2 separate regions of the Mus musculus genome follow, and region 2 is linked to region 1. Evidence: chromatin contacts called from ENCODE Hi-C or POLR2A ChIA-PET data. All regions are on one chromosome and are shown on one strand. The core of a region is the stretch at or near the end of the contact, and the rest is flanking DNA. Distances in the headings are between cores, read along the strand shown. Region 1 holds the start of Iqcg (IQ motif containing G). Region 2 overlaps Heg1 (heart development protein with EGF-like domains 1).

What was found. A loop is a pair of places that touch in the nucleus more often than their neighbours do. ChIA-PET counts read pairs that join two places held with the same protein, here RNA polymerase II (POLR2A).
Region 2: a loop to region 1 is called in a map of regulatory T cell, with 3 times the contacts of the local background. The contact joins the enhancer-like site here to the promoter of Iqcg in region 1. A Hi-C loop is called at or near these places in 1 of 37 maps with a recorded cell type or tissue (regulatory T cell). POLR2A ChIA-PET finds 5 or more read pairs at or near these places in 1 of 5 experiments (embryonic stem cell).

Annotation. Positions count from the first base shown.
Region 1 is chr16:33,054,574-33,058,034 of GRCm38, forward strand. It overlaps Iqcg (IQ motif containing G), which reads right to left and starts at 1,613. Exons shown (of 11, transcript NM_178378.3): 1 at 1,578-1,613. Rpl35a (ribosomal protein L35A) reads left to right here and starts at 1,880. Exons shown (of 5, transcript NM_001130485.1): 1 at 1,880-1,937; 2 at 2,563-2,605; 3 at 2,817-2,969. The coding sequence starts at 2,595.
Region 2 is chr16:33,712,795-33,716,255 of GRCm38, forward strand. All of the region lies in intron 2 of Heg1 (heart development protein with EGF-like domains 1), which reads left to right. Among named protein-coding and RNA genes, the nearest start is that of Heg1, 30 kb to the left of the region's middle. Within about 2 kb of position 1,624, at least 2 of the 3 ENCODE cell types and tissues checked have a DNase peak (open chromatin) inside an H3K27ac peak, as active enhancers do.

The DNA.
Region 1 (3,461 bases), core at 363-2,862:
AAAAAAATGTGTATGTGCCTGCTTGTCTCTATGTGCACTGTGTGCATACAGCAGATTTCCTAGCGCTGAAGTTATAGGTAATTGTGAGTCCCTGATGTAGATGCTGGGAACTGAACTGAAGACCTCTTTAAAAACAGTGTATGCCCTTAAACATTGAGACATTTCTCTAGTCCCTGTCTCAAAACAAAACAACAACAATAACAATAACAAGTTGCATGTAAAATCTAGCTCTAGAGTCTGAGGCCATCTTCCGACCTCTGAAAGCACACACATAAACAGGTTTTTAAAAAGGAAGTCTTGCTGGGCGGTGGTGGCTCACGCATTTAATCCCAGCACTCGGGAGGGAGAGGCAGGCGGATTTCTGAATTTGAGGCCAGCCTGGTCTACAGAGTGAGTTCCAGGACAGCCAGGGTTATACAGAGAAACCCTGTCTTGAAAAACCAAAAAAAAAAAAAAAAAAAAAAAAAAAAAAAAAAAAAAAAAAGGAAAAGAAAGGAAGTCTTGACCTTTTAACATACCACATGTCTAATCTGCTTGTTGTCTTGTTTTTTTTTTTTTTTTTTTTTTGCGAGGAGTGAGGGAGCAAGGATGAGATTTCTTACTCTGTAGCTCAGGATATCTGTGTACACATAATGTACCTCTTACTGACCTAAAACAGAGCAATCTTCATACTTCAACCTTCTAAGTGCAAGGATTACAGACACCAGAGCCAACATGCCATCCTTGCTCCCTCATGTAGGCTGCAAGAGGGCAGACGTTTTAGTCTGTTTACTCTGGTGCCCTACAAGCCTACAGCATTCTTGGTAGTGGTAGTCATTCAATAAATTACTCTCTGATTAAATGAATGGATCCATCAGTTCGCCTTAATTAATGCACAAGTTAGGAACTGTAAATCTGAGTCTATTAAATTTATCTGTGGGCTGGTGAGATGGCTCAGTGGGTAAGAGCACCTGACTGCTCTTCCGAAGGTTCAGAGTTCAAATCCCAGCAACCACATGGAGCCATAACGAGATCTAGCTCCCTCTTCTGGAGTGTCTGAAGACAGATATAGTGTACTTACATATAATAAATAAATGAATTTTAAAAAATTTATCTGCATCCGACAAGTCAGGGAAAGGATGGAAGGATATCTTCTATCTCTCACTTCCTCACATCGTCTCCCTTTTTTTCAGATGGGGTCTCATGTAGCTCAGGCTGACTGGCACTCCCTATGTAGCAGAGGATGGTCTTTTAAGTCCTATTCACCTGCTCGCACAGCTAGAATACTGGGGTTACAAGCAAGCACCGGGACCGCGGTTTGCCTCATGGATGTTTGTTGCTGTTAAGATGGGGCCTTGCTATGTAACTTAGCCTAGCCTCGAATTTGTGATGTGATCCTCCTACCTCAGTCTCCGGAATAAATGCTGAGGTTAACGGGCAACGGCTACCACACCCTGTTTGTTAAATTAAAGATGGGAAAAAATAAAAGAACAAATCAAGAGAAACTCCTGCCTTCATGCTCCAGGTTTTTCTCTCCTATATGGTAGGATCCCAGTCTCCATTCTAGGAAGAGGAGAAAACACTTAACTTTTCCTTACCTCTCTACCAGCCCAGCTGGAGGCGGGAACCAAACTAATCGGTAGCTATGGCAACGCGTCGCGCAAGCTCTTTTTTTTTTTTAAGTAGGACCCCTGATTCTTTCTTAGTCGACTACGATTTTGCCTTTCCTTGTTCCTAAATAATACGTGTTGCCGCTTACAAAGACGAAAGGGCAGGAGGGAAAGAATTTAAAGTTCTTGAGCGCGGCTTGGCTGAGTCGAGCCTCTCTCTCTGTCTCTGACCTTTGCTTTCTGGCGCAGTGTGAGCGGCCTAAGCGCGGAGAGGGGCGGGGCGTGCGTCCCACAAGGCCGCGCGGCGGGGCTTGCCTTCCTCTTTCCGCCATCTTGGCGCCTGTGGAGGTGAGGGGGGTTCCTGCTGCTGAGCTTTGGGGCCCGATTGCTGGGGTGCGTTTAGTTTCATCCCTCACCGAGACAACCTGGCGTCTCGGAGAACCCGACCGCCAGAGGTTTCTGGGGATTCCAGGAGGATGGAGGGCGGGATGGAGGCGATGACGGGCTGATGGTGTGGAGGCCCCGGCCGGGGGAGGAGAGCTCGCTGGTCTCGGTCGATCTCCGGCTCGGGAGGAGAGAATGGGTGCATTTCCCCCGGTCTTACTGGCCCGGGGAGCGGTGGTCCCTGGGAGCTGGGTTCCCCGCACAGAGCCGGATCTCGCCTGTGTTAGCTGCTTTCTGTACTGATGGAGGCATGAGCTCGCCTCCGGGTTCCTTTTGGGGTTTGAGAAGTTAAGTCTCGGGTGAGTCGCCTTCCCACCCGGCCTTTGCCCACGATTCCGAGTCGTTCGTTGTCATTGGTTGTCGGAGCCCTGAGTATTTTGCCAGGCTCTGCCTCTATAGGGGGCAGGGCGTAGGTAAGAGGTCCCCATCCTTGGGACGCCGACTGAAGCCATCTCTCGCGCCGGGAAATAGTGACAGGTGGGATGCGTGCTGCATGACTCTCGGTTGAGCTCTCGGTTTTGTTTTTCAGGCCTGCTGGGAACAGGACTTCTAACAGCAAGTATGTCTGGAAGGTACGCGATCTCACAATAGTCGTTTTCTCCATTTCTGTTTCGTTCTATTAAACGCGAAGCTAAAGTTCAGTGTAATGCGGGAGGGGAACGAGAGGTCTGCTGTAGATAGCTGGAGTAGGAATTGCTACAAAGCAAATCATGGTGGCTTGCTAAAAGATACATGAAAAGTTGTAACGGGGTAGTCATCATGTCTTTCTTAACGTTGTCTTAGGCTGTGGTGCAAGGCCATTTTTGCTGGCTACAAGCGAGGTCTCCGGAACCAAAGAGAGCACACGGCTCTTCTTAAAATTGAAGGCGTTTATGCCCGAGATGAAACGGAGTTCTACTTAGGCAAGAGATGTGCTTATGTGTATAAGGCAAAAAAGTAAGTATGCTCCCATGCCTTTTAATTTTTGGTTGACTAATCTCGTTTTTTCTACTGAAAAGGTAGGGGTGTTAGTGAGAAATTGGTGTGGTTGAGTCTTCCTAGACACGTGAAGAGCTTAGAGGAAATTAGAGAGGGATCTTTTTGTCGGTGGTATGGACTATATAGGCACCATTGGTTCGTAGTACAAGTGTAGAAGTTCCCTGTGTTAAGTCCCTAACATGGTTAAAAACAAAGATTACAGCTCTTAGTACCTTTCATTTTCCTTTGAAAGGGTTTATATAGTACTTTTCAATGTATCTTGATTTGTTTTAGTTACTAAAAATGACAATTACTAGAATAGATTGTTCTTGTTATTGTACAATTTATTTGCTCCCACATCTATATTGAGTTAGGTGATTCTGCTCTGCTCTGTGAACAAACAGTCTATTGCACCCTGACTTAGAACAATTGAGGTTACATTTGGAAAAACTAGTTGAAAAATTAGTTAAT
Region 2 (3,461 bases), core at 374-2,873, 660 kb after region 1:
GTTGTCCTTCTAAGGCAGTGGTTCTCAACCTTCCTACTGCTGCAACCCTTTAATACAGTTCTTCATGTTGTGGTGATTCCCAACCATAAAATTATTTCATTGTACTTCATAACTGTAATCTTTCTACTGCTATGAATTGTAATGTAAATGTCTGGTTTTCTGATGGTCTTAGGTGTCCCCTGTAAAAGGATTGTTTGACCACCAAAGGGGTTGAGACCCACAGGTTGAGAACTGCTGTTCTAGAACCTTCCATGTTTAATGTTTGCAGTTTTGCTGACTTTCATTGTCCTTGAGTCTTACTAAGAATTTGTCTTCCTTGGTGACCTGGGTATTCTGCTGTAGGTGATGTCAGACTGCCCTCTAAAATGTTCACTACAGAGGACTTTAGTCAGAGAGCATACCCCAGAGAGCGCCTGAGGCCAATGAGGAAACAAACCTCTGTGGAAACAAGCCTCTGCCCTGTGTTTAAAGTTAGCCTGGCACCTTCTAGCCTACCCAGAAAGCTCGATAAACCTCTCCTACTGAATGGACTTCATGAGATTCTACTAACCCTTTCTGAGTCCGTGACTGACACGGGAGCTTTGGGGATGTAGGCCTAAGGAGGACCAGCAGGACCCGCCACAGCAGACTTGGAGTCAACCTGCCGTACCAGCCTGCTCAGTGAATGAGGACAAGCAATGGGGTCCTTGTTCAGGGGAAGAGTTCGTGATTTTTCTAGCAGTGTGACCTAGAGAAAAGCCCAACGCTTAAACCAGTCAGGTCTATAATGTCCCTCAGGAGATGTGCCTACGGACGATAAACCAAGGGCATGGTGGGAGGTTCTTTTGATCTGAAAGGTGGCAGCATTTGATGATCCATACATACTCAGTCTGTGTCGTCTGGGCCTCCTTTACTGCCACCTAGGAGCACGGTGTGTGGAGCTGAGTGTGTTTTTGCCAACTTGACACAAACTGGGAAGAGGATCCCTCAATTGAGAAAATATCTCCATCTGATTGTCCTGTGGGGCAAATCTGTGTGTTTGTGTGTGGGTGTGTTTGTGTGTGTGGTTTTTGTTCTGATTTGTTTTGTTTGTGTGGGTCCTGGTTCTGTAAGAAAGCAGGCTGAGGGGCTAGAGAGTTATCTCAGTGGTTAAAAAACACTGACTGCTCTTCCAGAGGTTCTGGGTTCAATTCCCAGCAGCCACATGGTGGCTCACAACCATCTGTAAGGGGATCCGATGCCCTCTTCCTTTGTGTCTGAAGACGGCTACAATGTACTTATATACGTAAAATAAATAAATTCATCTTTAAAAGAAAAAAGGAAAAGAAATCAGGTTGAGCAAGCCAGTAAGTAGCGCCCCCTCCATGGGTCTACTTCAATGATAAGCTTTTACCTAGAACTTTACAATAAAATAAGATAAACGTTCTTTATTTCCCGAGTTGCTCTTGGTCAGTATTTTATTACGGCAACAGAACACAGAGCAGAACAGACTGATCAGTACAGCACCTTCCACATCCTGGGTAGCCAGGAGTTAATCTGTTTCTGAACAGAATCTATCTTACAGCACCTAAGCACGCCCAGGACGATGAGCCAGGGGGCGTTGCTCTCCACCCTCTCCTGCCTCGCTGCCTCTCTAGACTTTCCGTGGTCTCTTTGACTGTTGGTCCTGGTGTGGGGGCGGGGCTATAAACAAAGCAACAAGTGGCCCCGCCCCGGTGAGGAGGGCGGGGAGGAAGCTCTGTTCTGAAGGCACAAATGTGTATGTTGAATTGTGTGAGAGTGACTACAATTCCGCACTAAATTTAGTGTGAGCTTCCTGGAAATGGGGGCACAAAGGGAAGCTGGGTGGAGCGTGGGATTGTTGTCGGACAGTCAGCATACCGTTTAGCCCATAGGCAGTGGGCGGGCAGTTCTTCCAAGAGGAATATTTATTTATGTAAGGGATTGCTGAAGATCATAATAGAAACTACTTTCAATTGCTGGTTTTGTGAGAGTCGTGCTAATGTCCTTTGAAGGTGACATTTTGTAGACTCGCTAAGAGCTGGGGCGGAATAATGGGTCTTGACTTATGGGAGTCTTTCCTGTGGGCAGTTGAGCTGTTGCAGTCCAGGTAAATGGCTTTGTGGTGATGTCACTTTTGTGAAGGGAGAGGACAGAAACGACGTGAAGGACTTTGGATGTAGTCTGCCTTGTTGTAATACCCGCTGCCTCTGCTTTACTTCTGAGAGGTTCTGGATAGCCGTCAAGGTTGAGCAGTGTGACAGAAAGTGACGCGTGCTCACACCAGGTGAGCAGTCGTTCCCTCTGTGGCCTGTTACAAACACTAGGAACTTAGCTCAGGCCTTGTCCCAGTGGGAGATGGCATTCCAATTTTTTTAAATTTTATTTTAAAATGTTTATTAGCGGAGGGGAGTGCATTTGCCACAGTGTATGGGAGCCAAAGAAAAACTGAAGAACTCAGTTCTTCTCCTGCCACCCATGGCACACAGGACCGAACTCCTGTCAAGGTTGGTAGCAAGGGCCTTTACTGCTGAGTCATCTTGCCAGATTCATTCATCCTTCCTTCCTTCCTTCTTTTTAATTTTCTATTTATTTTTGCTTTTGCTGAGGCTCAAAGTCTGAAGGTTTCTCATTTTCCTAACGCCAGCCTGTGGGTTCTTAGTTAGTGCCGCAGGTGCCCGTGTAGGATCCTAGGCAGTGCCTGTGGACAAGCTAAGCAAGCATCCTTCAACCCCTTTCTCAAGACAGGGTTTCTCTGTGTAGACCAGGCTGACCTTGAACTCACAGAGATCCTCCTGCTTCTGCCTCCCAAGTGCTAGGACTAAAGGCGTGTGCCACCACTGCCTGGCTCAAGCATTGCCTTTTTTTCTAGAGGCACTGCTTTGCAGAAGTGTTCACACACATTGTGTTGCTTTACCGTGAGGATTAAATGAGAATTGTCAATCGGGCAAATAGCACAAGGCCTGGGGCTTTGCCACTGCTTACTTGAGGACCGCTGTTTTGTTTTGTTGGGGGCAGGGTCTTACGCTGTAGTTGAGGTGGGCCTGGAACTTGCTGTGTAGACCAAACTGACTTCCAGCTCCTGATCTTCCTGCCTCAACCTCCCAAGGTTACAACATGTGCCTCGTGCCCAACCAGGGTGGCTTGTTACAGTGATGACGTGGGTGACCGTGGGCTGCACAGTCCTGAGGCCAGGGGAATGGAGTTGCTTTCCTCTGTGACTCTGTATCTCTGTGGCCATTTCTTTGCTAATACTACCAAAATGGCAGGTTGGGGTTTTTCCAAGCTGAATCCAATATAGTCATCACAATGTTTTTGTTTTTGTTTTTTTACTGTTTTAGTCATTATTTATTTATTTATTAGATATTTTCAAATCTATCCCGAAAGTTCTCTATACCCTCCCTCCGCCCTGCTCCCCTACCCACCCACTCCCTCTTCTTGGCCCTGGCATTCCCCTGTACTGGGGCATATAAAGTTTGCAA